Regions from separate parts of the Homo sapiens genome. Here all the other regions are linked to region 1. The links are chromatin contacts, found by Hi-C in ENCODE. All regions are on one chromosome and are shown on one strand. Each heading gives the region's core, a stretch centred on a gene start or an enhancer-like site at or near the end of the contact. The rest is flanking DNA. Distances are from core to core; before and after follow the strand shown. Region 1 holds the start of ANAPC1 (anaphase promoting complex subunit 1). Region 2 holds the start of CKAP2L (cytoskeleton associated protein 2 like). Region 3 holds the start of BCL2L11 (BCL2 like 11).

What was found. Hi-C counts contacts between places; a loop is a spot of excess contacts on that map. Pooled maps may share reads with other maps.
Region 2: a map of OCI-LY7 shows a loop between it and region 1 (6-fold over the local background). The contact joins the promoter of CKAP2L here to the promoter of ANAPC1 in region 1. A Hi-C loop is called at or near these places in 2 of 168 maps with a recorded cell type or tissue (CD4-positive, alpha-beta T cell and OCI-LY7), 1 of 37 single-sample maps with no recorded cell type and 6 of 50 pooled maps.
Region 3: a map of CD8-positive, alpha-beta T cell shows a loop between it and region 1 (4-fold over the local background). The contact joins the promoter of BCL2L11 here to the promoter of ANAPC1 in region 1. A Hi-C loop is called at or near these places in 2 of 168 maps with a recorded cell type or tissue (CD8-positive, alpha-beta T cell and naive thymus-derived CD4-positive, alpha-beta T cell), 1 of 37 single-sample maps with no recorded cell type and 9 of 50 pooled maps.

The regions. Positions count from the first base shown.
Region 1 is chr2:111,881,727-111,885,925 of GRCh38, reverse strand. ANAPC1 (anaphase promoting complex subunit 1) reads left to right here and starts at 1,733. Exons shown (of 48, transcript NM_022662.4): 1 at 1,733-1,984. RefSeq lists enhancers at 1,210-1,359, 1,703-2,496.
Region 2 is chr2:112,762,313-112,766,511 of GRCh38, reverse strand. CKAP2L (cytoskeleton associated protein 2 like) reads left to right here and starts at 1,903. Exons shown (of 9, transcript NM_152515.5): 1 at 1,903-1,950; 2 at 3,943-4,009. The coding sequence starts at 1,914. RefSeq lists a silencer at 1,524-1,683 and an enhancer at 2,134-2,273.
Region 3 is chr2:111,118,784-111,122,982 of GRCh38, reverse strand. BCL2L11 (BCL2 like 11) reads right to left here and starts at 2,069. Exons shown (of 4, transcript NM_138621.5): 1 at 1,795-2,069. RefSeq lists silencers at 1-544, 1,337-1,631, 1,965-2,504 and enhancers at 1,515-1,634, 2,785-2,864.

The DNA.
Region 1 (4,199 bases), core at 484-2,983:
TACAAAGGACATGAACTCATCATTTTTTATGGCTGCATAGTATTCCATGGTGTATATGTGCCACATTTTCTTAATCCAGTCTATCATTGTTGGACATTTGGGTTGGTTCCAAGTCTTTGCTATTGTGAATAGTGCCGCAATAAACATATGTGTGCATGTGTCTTTATAGCAGCATGATTTATAGTCCTTTGGGTATATACCCAGTAATGGGATGGCTGGGTCAAATGGTATTTCTAGATCCCTGAGGAATTGCCACACCGACTTCCACAAGGGTTGAACTAGTTTACAGTCCCACCAACAGTGTAAAAGTGTTCCTATTTCTCCACATCCTCTCCAGCACCTGTTGTTTCCTGACTTTTTAATGATTACCATTCTAACTGGTGTGAGATGGTATCTCACTGTGGTTTTGATTTGCATTTCTCTGATGGCCAGTGATGGTGAGCATTTTTTCATGTGTTTTTTGGCTGCATAAATGTCTTCTTTTGAGAAGTGTCTGTTCACGTCCTTCGCCCACTTTTTGATGGGGTTGCTAAACTTTTTTTTTTTAAAAAAGTTTAAAATATTGGCCGGGCGCAGTGGCTCACGCCTGTAATCCTAGCACTTTGGGAGGCCGAGGCGGGAGGATCACGAGGTCAGGAGTTCGAGACCAGCCTGGCCATCGTGGTGAAACCCTGTCTCTACTAAAAATACAAAAGTTAGCTGGACGTGGTGGCGGGCGCCTGTAATCCCACCTTCTTGGAAGGCTGATGCAGGAGAATTGCTTGAACTCGGGAGGCGGAGGTTGCAGTGAGCCGAGATTGTGCCACGGCACTCCAGCCTGGGCGAAAGAGCGAGACTCTGTCTCAAGAAAAACACACACACACACACACACACACACACACACACACACAAACAAAAGTTTAAAATATCAATTAGGTATATTTGTATTTAACTGTTTCATGAATCTTTGTTTCTAACCTTTCTCCTATAACCCATTCTTTTTTTTTTTTTTTTTTTGAGACAAGGTCTTGCTCTGTTGCCCAGGCTGGATGGAGTGCAGTGGCGCGATCATAGCTCACTGTGGCCTCAAACTCCCTGCTCAAGTGATCCTCCAGACTCCCAAGCAGCTGGGACTACAGGTGCGCACCACGCCTCCAGGCTAATTAAAAAAATTTTTCTTTTGTGGAGACAGGGTCTCGCTATATTGCCCAGGCTGGTTTCAAACTCTTGGGCTCCAGCAATCCTGTCGCCTCGCCTCCCAAAGTGCTGGGATTACAGGCGCGAGTGGCCGCTGGGGTTCTTAACTTGGGTCTTTGAATCGCCTTAAGAAGTGTCTCTGAATCTGGGAATTGCAAGCAACGTTTCTGTGAGGACCTTCACACAGTTCATCCACTCTTCGAAGAGTATGGACCGAAAAAGGCATAGAGCATTCACTGCACGTAGAGAAAATCAGCAACCCCTGCTCCCCACCCTCAGCCTGAGGTGCCTACCTCCACGTGGGGTCAGGAGGCGGAAGCGAAACCAGAAGAAAAAACCCTGAGATCTATAAGGCAGTTCAGGTCCCTAGTGACATGAGCTAAAGAGAACTTGGACGCCAGGACTGTAGCAGACAGAGTCCGGCTTCGGGGTTCGCATCAGTCGCACGGAAGGTGGAAATAGCCCCCAAGTTGTAACCCGCCGCGGTCTTCCCTCAACAGCGCAGGCGCCAGGACTGCTAGGACGCCGCGCACCTCCCGCGATGCCCCGCCCCGGCGCGAGGCAAGACGGGAAAGTCAAGATGGACGCGTCCATTTGAACGTCTCGCACGCCTTCCTGCCATTAGCACTCGAGCCCGCTGCTGTTGCCCGTTCTTCCTCCAGAATAGGGGAGGGAGAGGGAATGAGAAGCTGCTGCGGCCCAAGAGTCACTGTGAAGGACCCCGCCGCTGCCCTCGGGCCTCCTCGGCCCCTGCGCCTCCGGGGAGCAGCCGGGGCTCGCCGCGCCTGACGCGTCCCGAGTTATACAGGTGCGGGCGCCGTACCGCAGCACTTGGTGGTCTGTCGCGCGCCGCGTGACTCTCGCACCCGTCCCGAGGCCGAGCCTCCCCTGGTGGCCGTAGGTCTGGAAACCCGGGGTACTGGGAACCCGAGGGAGGGCCTTGAGCGTGCTCCGGGGCTGAGGGGGCCTGCGGGCGCTCCTGGCCTGCGGGCTGGGGTGCTCCTTCCGGCTCCTGCTTGCCAACCTCTTTCCTGAGCTGTGCGTAGCATCCCATGTGCAGCCTCAGCTTTCAGACTGGCCTCCAGCCCCTCTGAGCTGTTTTTCTGAGCCTCGGGCTCTCAGCCTGTTTTCACCGTCCTCTAGAAAGGCTGGGGAAGCTCTTGTGGAGACTTAAGCTCCCGTTAGTGTGCATTTGGGTCTCTTTTTTTTTTTTTTGGCAGGGTAGTGTTTGTAGGAATCATTGCTGATACTGTTATTTATAGCATATAAATTTAATAGTATTTTTACGTGTAGCTGTTTATGTTGCACCTAACAAGTAAAAACATTTCTAAAAGTTTGGGGTACTGAAAAAGTATTAAATATGTGGCATTAATCGGTACAAAATGATAATTCTTTAACAATTCTGTAATTTTCTCTCAAAGTTATAAGAAAATAACATTATAAAATTGCAGAACTAAAGTTTCATAAAGTCAAAAGTTCGTTGATGTTGGTTATTCTGTTGAATAAAATATAGGAAGACCAGCTGAATTTTGTTTTCTTTTAAGGTTTTTTTTTTTGTGGGGTTTTCTTTTTTTTTTTTTTTTTGAGAAGGAGTCTTGTTCTGTCTCCTAGGCTGGAGTGCAGTGGCGCCATCTCAGCTCACTGTAACCTCTGGCTCCCGTGTTCAAGCAATTCTCTGCTTCAGCCTCCCAAGTAGCTGGGATTACAGGCGCCCGCCATCACTGTCTGGCTAATTTTTGTATTTTTAGTAGAGATGGGGTTTCACCATCTTGGCCAGGCTGATCTTGAACTCCTGACCTCGTGATCCACCCGTCTCGGCCACCCAAAGTGCTGGGATTACAGGCGTGAGCCACCACGCCCTGCCCCTTGTAAGTTTTATAAGGCACTTTTTACTTGTGTTCCAAGTTCAAGTGTCCCAGTACTCATTTATTTCTAGCAGGAGGAAGAACAAAACTTGTGTCATGTTTTGTGACATAATTATATCCAGAATAACTTTTCTTTTTTTTTTTTTTGAGACGGAGTTTTGCTCTTGTCCCCCAGGCTGGAGTACAATGGCGCGATCTCGGCTCACTGCAACCTCTGCCTCCCAGGTTGAAGCGATTCTCTTGCCTTAGCCTCCCAAGTAGCTGGGATTACAGGCGCCCACACCATGCCTGAGTAATTTTTTTTTTTTTGTATTTTTAGTAGAGACAGGGTTTGACCATGTTGGCCAGGCTTGTGTCAAACTCCTGACCTCAGGTGATCCTCGCGCCTCAGCCTCCCAAAGTGCTGGGATTGCAGGCGTGAGCCATCGTGCCTGGCCAAGAATAACATTTAATTCACAGCAAAATAACTTTGTGGCTTTGGAGGAGCTGCAAAGGAACTACATAGGCTTTGGCTGTTTGTGTAACCATATAGGATTCTTGCCCTATGAGCAGCAAGTCAATACACGGAAACAACGGGGATTGCAGCAGATAAAGTGTTTTACTTGCAGGGCCACCGAACTAGGAGACTGAGGAAACTTCAAGTCAGCCTCCCCAAAGAGTTAAGGTCTAGAGGTTTTTTTTTTGCTTTTGGTTTTTTTTTTGAGACAGAGTCTTGCTCTGTTGCCCAGGCTGGAGTACAATGGCATGATCTCGGCTCACTGCAACCTCCGCCTCCTGGGTTCACGCCATTCTCCTGCCTCAGCCTCCCGAGTAGCTGGGACTACAGGTGCCCGCCACCAAGTCCAGCTAATTTTTTGTATTTTTAGTAGAGATGGAGTTTCACCATGTTAGCCAGGATGGTCTCGATCTCCTGACCTAGTGATCCGCCTGCTTTGGCCTCCCACAGTGCTGGGATTATAGGCGTGAGCCACCGCACCCGGTCCAGAGGTTTTAAAGAGAGGGTAGTGGGTTAAGGTATTGATTGGTCAGAGAATGAAGGATGAAGTCATAGGACAGAGAGATAAACCACATTCTCATGCTAATGTGGTTCCTTGATGGGGTCTTAAGACTAGCTTGCATCATCTCAAAAGTCTTAGGCTCCTAACATTAAAAATGCTG
Region 2 (4,199 bases), core at 654-3,153, 880 kb before region 1:
TTTAAGTTTCCTAATAAGCAGGGGTCTCCAATAACAGGACAGGTAAGGCAGCTCACCAACACCAGCAGTATACCTGCAAAGGTGCAGTACCTACATGGGGTCTGTGGAATACTCCAGCACTGCGTGGGATATCAGGCAAGGTGACTTCTACAACTGACATGCATTCAACCACCTAGATTCTACAAAGACCAAAACAAAACCGCCTTCACTTTTCTGAAACTGTTGGTGAAGGAGTCCCTTTCTCAGTCATTAACAAAAATAATGATCAGTTTTCCTATTTTAAACATTTAATACACTATTGAAAATATCAAAATGCATAAATCCAGAAACCCTGGCTCTCTTCCAAACTCCCTATTTACGGCTAAAGAGAAGGGCTGCTGCAGTGGCTTCATGCCCTGCTGAGTACCCAACTGGTAAGCTGAACCTGGCCAACAGGTGCCCAGATATGACTGCCCCTCCACACACGACTTCTCCAGCATCCATGGAAGAGGAACCTTCATACACAAGGAGCCAAAAGCATTTTCCAGACCTCTTTAAGAAACTGGAGAATAGATGAAACAGGACAAACTTCAAAAGAAAAAAAATTTAGGATTAAAACAAGGGGAATGAAGTGTGTCTAGGGATTCAGGACAACGAGGCCTGCGATCTCCTAGTAACTAGGAGAAACTAGGCCTGCGTTTCTCCGTTAGCCTTATGGCCTTATAGTCAGCTGATCAGGTGAAATCGAAAATATACCTTGAACAAGAGATCACCGTGAGAGGAGTAAGGCAGTTTCTCAAAAAATTAAAAATAGAATTGCCGTTTGATCCAACAATACCACTTCGTGGTATATACCCAAAAGAATGAAAAGGAGAGTCTCAAAGAGTTATTTGTGCATTCATGTTCATATTATTATTCACAATAGCCAAAAAGTGGAAGCAACTCAAGTGTCCGGAGAGGGATGGACCAAGAAGCAAAATGTGGCATCTCCACACAACGAAATGCTATTCCCCCTTAAAAGGAAAGGAAATTCTGACACATGCTACACATGGATGAACCTTGAATACTTTATGCTAAGTGAAACAAGCCAGTCACAGAACAAATACTGCATGATTCTACTTATATGGCACCTACAGTTGTCAAATCCATAGAGACAGAAACTAGAATGGTGATTGCCTGGGGCTGGGGGAGGGAGGAGTGCGGAGTTAGTGACGGGTACAGGGTTTCATTTGGGAAGATGAAAAAGTTCTGGAAAGGACAGTAGTGGTGGCTGTGCCACAATGTGAGGGTACTTAATACCACTAAACTGCACATTTTTGAAAAATTTAACACTTTAAAATGGTTAAAATGGTATATGTGATGTTATGCATATTTTACCACAATTAAACGAGCCACCCTGCAGTACTAAGAACTAGGAGCCTTTAGATGCATAAGACCCATATGTCCTCTTTATAATATTATTTTTTCACAGCTCCTGTGAGTCTGAGACTTTGAAAGGACAGAATCAGGTAGCGGCCCCAGCATCCTGGGAGGACCGCCCTGTCTCTCCGCCCAGGGACTCCCGGCGCGCCAACCCCAGCTGGATTCAGCGTAACCGCCCCCCAACCACCAGCCCGGCTGAGGCCCCCACGGAGGGTCCCACGCCCACTCGGAGGCGCACTCACAGGCGCACTCAGAGGCGGGCGGCGCCGCGCCCCGAGGAAGCCGCCCTCAATGCCGAGGTGCGCTGCACGTTCTTCCAATCAAAGGGCCCCAAGGTCGGGTTCTCAAGGCCAGAGCCAACCGCAAAGAGCCTATTGCCTGTTGTCCCGCCCTCCCGTGCTGACGACTAGCGAGTTTCAAACCCGCAGGAGCCAATGAGGACGCGTGGACGCGCGGCACGCCGGTCCTGGCTACAGGCGCGGCGTTTGAAGAAAAACTGTCACTGAAGAGTCATGGTGGGGCCCGGGCCTACCGCTGCTGCCGCTGTCGGTGAGTACGACCGCTGTTCCCGTTATTCTCAGGCGTTGGAACACGGCCGGGGAAGTAGGAGGCCACCGAGTGAGTTCGTCCCGCGGGAGGTGCCCGTCCGCTCGCCTGCCTAAGTTTCCCCTGGGCGTTTTCCATCCCGGGAGCGCAGACGGGACCCCCAGGTAGACGTCTGGGTCCTGGGCGGGGGAGGCTGTGCGCAGGCCCAGATACCTCACGGGCGTATTTCCAGAAAGCCCTGCAGCAGCCTTGCAAAGAGATGTCATTGTCACCACGTTCCGGATAAAGAAACTGAGGCCCCTTGCTCGGGTTTTCACCAGCAGTGGGAAGCTGCGCGCTGTTTTGATCCACATTTGGCTCCAGGCAGAGCCGGGCGTGGTCCTCTGTGCCAGGAGGCGGGGTCTGGCCGAAGCCCGGGTCTCCTGCCTCTGGCGGGGCTCTCACTCCACACCTCTCAGCCTGCGGTGGTTAGAAGTTGATTGGTTAAATCTGCACCCAGGGCTAAGGCTTCTGCGTTCCCTAATCTCTTAGATGTGCTTGGAGCCCTTTCCTACCTTTCAAAATACTCCTGCTCAGATGCCACTTTCTCCAAGATACGCACCGTTGTTTTGTTTCATCCATTATTCCTGTTGATGCCTACGAGGTCCTAGGCACTTTACATAACAAGCTTTAAAGATGGCATTTCTGTCCGCCTTATAGGCTTAGCAGCAGCAAAGTTTGCTAATTTGCTAGAAGTCACGGAGGTGGGACTCCAACCCCCTATGTCAGCCCCTACGCTCTACATTGCCCGCCAAGCTGTCTCTAAGGATAGATACATGAGCATCAGAGAGCAAAACAGGGCAACTCCGTTCAGATGAGGTTAAGAGTCGTTTGGCACCCCTGTCGTCTTTTTGTCTTCCTTCACATCATTATTTACTTTTAACCTTTTCTAGCCACCTACTCCCCTCATTTATGCCCTACCTCTGAACTCCCATACTTCTTTTCGTCTCTTATGGCCCTTAGATTTTACCTTATACTGTAATTGTTGCTGTGTTGATTTTATCTCCACTACTAGTTTGAAAGTTCTTGAAGGCAGAAATTATTGACTTGTCATCCCCTCACAAATGGCTTGCGTAGAAAGTCACCATAGTATAGGTGTCTGCCGTGAGCAGACCGGGCGTATTTTATCCTTAGTACCAACAAAGGAAGCCATATAAGGGTTTGTGGGTAAAAATCATCATCCCTGTAAAAAAACAAAAGACGTAAGACCAGGCCTGGCTCACCAGCTCAGGTGGGCCAGTAACAGAAATTCTTCAAAACAGACTGTTGTAGCTGAGAACAGTGGCTGTGAGCTCCAGGGTTAGAAAAGCCTGTTTTCAAGTCCTGGAATTGCCACATATTAGCTGGGTAACTTTGGGCATGACATTTACTCTCTCTGAATTTCAGATTGCAAAAACTCATTGGATTGTTTTGTGGATTGAAAGCAATAATGTAAATTTAGGCCGAGTGCTTTGACTTACGCCTGTAATCCTAGCACTTTGGGAGGCCAAAGCAGGAGGGTCACTTGAGCTCAGGAATTTGAGACCACCCCTGGCAACATAGTGAGATCCTGTCTCTACAAAAAATTTTTTTAAAATTATCCAGCATGGTGGTACACGCCTGTATTCCCAGCTACTCAGGAGACTGAGGTGTGAGGATTGCTAGAACCTGGGAGATCAAGTCAACAGTGAGCCGTGGTTGTGCCACTGCCCTCCAACCTCAGTGACAGAGGAAGACCCTGTCTCAAAAAAAAAAAAAAAAGTAGTAAGTTTAAAGAACTTAGTGTAGGCCTGGCATATAAATGATATTGTTGATGTTGATGTTAGCTTGAAGGCACATTTATAGGACTAGGGATTTTATAACATTATGTTGCAAAGGCAAAATCACTAGAGAAAAGTGTCATCTTTTAGAATATTAATGAACTGGTTAAAATCTTGAACTAAAGTTATGTCGTTTGTTTGCTTGCCTGTGTTGCAGAAGAGCGGCAGAGAAAGCTTCAGGAGTACCTTGCAGCCAAGGGAAAACTGAAGAGCCAAAACACCAAGTGAGTTTATCTGTCCACAGTTACGCAAGTTTTGTTGCCTTCTTTGTACTAGCAATTTAAAGCCTTTTTGAAAAATGTCCCTTTTGCTTAGAGTCTACTCAGACTGCACTGGGATTCTATGATAACGCAAAAAGAGCATTTCAGTCCAGGCATGACAAAAACCCCTGGGCAGTGCTTAGTCCATTGGCAA
Region 3 (4,199 bases), core at 820-3,319, 760 kb after region 1:
GCCGCGCCGCCTTCATCCCACAGACCCTCCCCTCAGAAGGCAATCACACCGAAACTCACGTCCGCGCCTTCCCTTCAGAGCGCAGCGTCCGGGCCAGGGACCAAGCCCCGCGGCGTCCGGCCCGCGCCCTTCGCCGACCGGGCGCCCCCTGACCGTCACCACGAAAGCAGCGCAGGAGACAAAGCCCGGGACTCGGGTTCAGAGTCCCCGGCGCAGCGCAAAGCCCGCGCCTTCCCGCCAGCCCGCCGCCGCGCTCCGCCGGGCAGCCGAGGGCTCCGCACGCCGCGCCTCTGGCCCGCGCTGCCCCGGCCGCAGCCGCCGGGAACATCCTCCGCCTCCTCCCGCTCCTCCCCTCGCGCTCTGCGCCCGCCGCCGCCGGCACCGCCGACCTCCCCGCGCCGCTGGCGCCGGGTGCCCGCGTTCCCAATTGGTCCGCGCGCGGTCGCTCCGCGCCGCAGCCAATCGGCAGCCGCGGTGGGGGCGGCGCCTACGGGTCAGGCCGCCAAAGGCGAGGCGATTGTTGACAAACTCGCCTCCGAGCGCTGCTCTGGCCGTGGTCGTGGCGGCTGCCGCTTCGTCGGAGGATTTGAGGGCCGGCTGGCCCGGCCACCCTGCCCATCCCTGTGCTCCTTCCGGACACAAGCCTTAGCAGCTCCCGCCGTCCTGGACAGCCAGTCACCTGGAGACAAAGCAGGACTTGCGCCGCGCCCGGACCCGCAGGGCCATCCCCAGGCCCAGTCCTCGCCACTTGTCCTTGTTTTGGCCCGTCGGGGGCAGACCCTAACGGCCGTCACCGCCCTGGCTGTGGCAACTATTCTCCTCCAACAACTTCCTCTCTCTCCTGGTGCGCCGCAGACACGAGTCAAAGCCGAAGAGCCACCCCTGGCCGCGGACGCGCACGTCCGCGACCATCGAGTAAATTCACACCCTCCGCCCTGGCGTCCGTCGGGCCCTCCACCAGCAGCGCCAACCCTGGGGCAACAGGTCCCAGAGGGCACGGCGCCGCCAGCCTGCACCGCGAACCGGGTCGGGTGTGCTCGGGCATGCGTGAGCCGCTAAGATAGCCCGGCCCAGGGACCGAGCAGGTTCTGCCGGCCGCGACTAGTCCCCTGCGCGGTCCAGGTGGTCAGGGGAGGACCTAGATTTCTCGCTGCCAGGGAATCGTGCGGATGGCACAGGCCGCAGGACTCCTGCAGAGCAAGCAGGGGCCCCAGGTACGCTTGAGAAAGCGAACGCAGCAGTGGCCCCGAAACCTTGGCCTGAATGAGTAAAAGGAAAAGCCGTGTCTCGTCAGTTAAATCACCACCGCAGTTCCGCAAATCCTCCGCAACAGGCCCACGCGCCCCAAAAAACCAAGACACGAAACACCCTCACACTGCGCGGCCGCTACTCTGAGGGCGCCGGAGCCGGCGGCGAGACTTTCCAGCTGGGCGCACAGCCCGATACTACGAGCAGGTCCTCAGCTCCCGGGCCGGCGCCGAAAGGCACGCGCTGCCTCTCCTCCTGCCCGGACCTACGACCCTTCACCAGGCCCGCGCGCAGCATCCCGTCCCAAGCCGCACTTCGGCCAAGAGCCTGCAGGTTCCGCGTGAACGACTTTTCTTTAAAGAGAACCTGCCCGAGAGGGAACCCGATCCACACGGATCCCCACCTCCCGCCGGCGACAAGCGGCGCCGATGCAAGCGTCTCCGCTCGCACGTGCACGGGAAGCGGGCAGTAGGTGGTGCCGTTCGGGCTCCAGCGCTAGTCTTCCTTCGGTGCCAGGCCCGCGCCCCGGGATTTGGAGGTATTTACCTTGCGTTTCTCAGTCCGAGAGTCAGAGTCAGACATTTGGGGGAACAAGGGCCAAGAAAGGGCGCCGAGGCGGTGGCGGCGGGAACGCAGCGAACCGAATACCGCGATGATGCGATCGCAGTGTGGCAGGGTTCGCAGGGTGGCTGCAAGAATCAAGTGGTGGTAGTGGCGGCGGCGGCGGCGGCGGCGGCGGCGGCGGCGGCGGCGGCAGCGGCAGCGGCGCTGGACGCAGAGCTCCAACAAACTGCAGACCAGGCGGCTGCGCGGAGCGAAGTGAAACCTGCGCGGCCCTGCAGCCCAGCTCTGGCTGGCGGCCCCGCTCCTACGCCCAATCACTGCGGACCCCGCCCCCGCTAGGTCCCGCCCCGGCGCGCGGGCTGGCAAGCTCCGCCCCCCTCGGCGCCGCGGCCGCCGGCGCGTGCAGGCTCGGACAGGTAAAGGCGGGGGTTGCCCCGCTGGGTTGCCTCCCGCGCGCGCCGCCGTCCCTGGCGTGTTTACCGGAGTAACTCTGCCTGCTGGCGGCCATGTGCGCGCCCATCCCCCACCCCGAAGTGTACCCTAGCCTCCCGCTCACCTACCCCAACCCGGCGGCGGCCGCGGCGTGCGCGGCACAGAGGGGGCGCTCCGGTCACAGCCTCCGCTGGCCCGGCCGGCGGTGTGAAGCCTCGGGAGGCGCCCTGCGCTCTCACTGTGCCCTGAGTTTCTAAGCCGCTCTGGGGCAGGCGCGGGGACTGGGTTGGTCCTCGCGAAGGCGCGGGGCGAGGTCTTTGAGCTCTCCTCCCTCTGAGGGTCCCTGGCGCCGGGCGGGACGCGGATCAGCAGGCTGCGCATCTTCCTCGCCCGGGCCTCTCGCGGGACTCAGGCACCCTCCTCCTGCCACCCCGCAGGGGCTCTCCAGCTTTTCTTCCGCGCCCAGTCGCCCTAAGAGACAGAGGCCGTGGGGGCAGGACGCGCCCAGAAAACGGCCAGGCGCGGTCCCAGTGGGCGTCTTCGCCGCCTCCCGGGTGAGGGCGGGAGGCATGTGCAAAGCAGGTAAAATAGGGAAATGAAAAAAGCACTCAGAAAAAAAAATCCTTTTAGGAAAAAAAAAAACGAGGTGAATGGCGGCCTCCAAGTGAGAGAGAACGTTGCGCACTGCATTTGGCTAGGACCCCCAAGATTTGCTGGGCTCGCAGATAACCTCGTAGGAGCTCCCTCGACTGGCTGAGGCCAGTGAAGGCAGAACAGCTGAGTTCGGGCCGCGGTGCGGGAGCGCAAAATACCCCGTCCCTCCTCCCCTCCCGCCTCCCCACCCATCCCTTTCCTCCCTGGAGTCCGCAGCACCTCACTCTACCTCCCAGGAGACCAAACTCCATGCCGCCTCTCCAGTCCTCTGAGTCTGCACCCGGGTCTGCTCTCCCAACGCGTGGCTGGCGCCCCAACCCCGGCCCTCCTGTCTGCTCCTCCCGCGCCTCAGTTCCCCAGCCCCAGCTTCTAGACAACTGCAGCGGGGGTGTGGGAGGTGGATCGGGAAATGGAACATCCCGCAGGTGAGGTCAGGCTAGATGGATTAAGGAAACTCTGTAAAGGGACCACCCTACACACCACCGCAGCCGGCAGGGAGAAGGAAGGGGCCTTGCCGTAGAGGAGCAAGTGAGGAGGCGTTGTCCCGCCGTCCGGCCGCCTGGAGCAGTTTTTAAATTCATAAGCGCTTCTGTAACGTCAGTGGGACACAGCGCAGCCCCATGCCAAAGTCTCAGCGCATTTTCGGGTGAATTTTGAGCGAGGTGAAGGAGGCCTTGGGTTCCCGGAGTCGCTGGAGGACGCGCGTCGGGCCCCGCCCAGTTATTTCGCTGCAAGAGGGAAAAGGCACGAGCGTGGACACGGCTAAGTAGACTCGGAGGCCGGAGATCGGTCCTAACCGGGCCTCGAAGTTCCTACCGCGGACGAACTTTGCTCTTCGCGGCCGTCCCGCGTCGCACCCGGGGAAAAGCAACACAACTTGCTGCGCGGGCTGAGAGCCCGAAGCCCGCCGCACGCCGCAATGCTCCGCGCTCCCCGCGGGGTCGGGCGACTCAGACAGGGACCGGAAAAGAACCACGCAGAAGAAAGCCCTATTTCTTGTCGTCTGTTCCTGTGCAGCCTTGCAGCCTCGCCGCCCCCGCGTCGCTCGCTCTCGCGACCCTGTGAACACTTTGAAAAACAAGAGTCGGGGGAAGCAACGGGCTAAGCGCTGCTATTTGGGGCACTAAAAGGAAGCCGGCCAGAGGTGGCGGGTTCATGCGTCCCCCGAGACCCAGGCCGCGTCGGGGGCCAAGAGCCCTTACAGCCTTCTCCCGCGCCGTCGGGAGGTCCTCCCGGAACTGGGCCGGAGCGCAGAGAACGCAGTGTGAGAAGGGCCCATGGGTTTTAGGTCACCTCCTTCG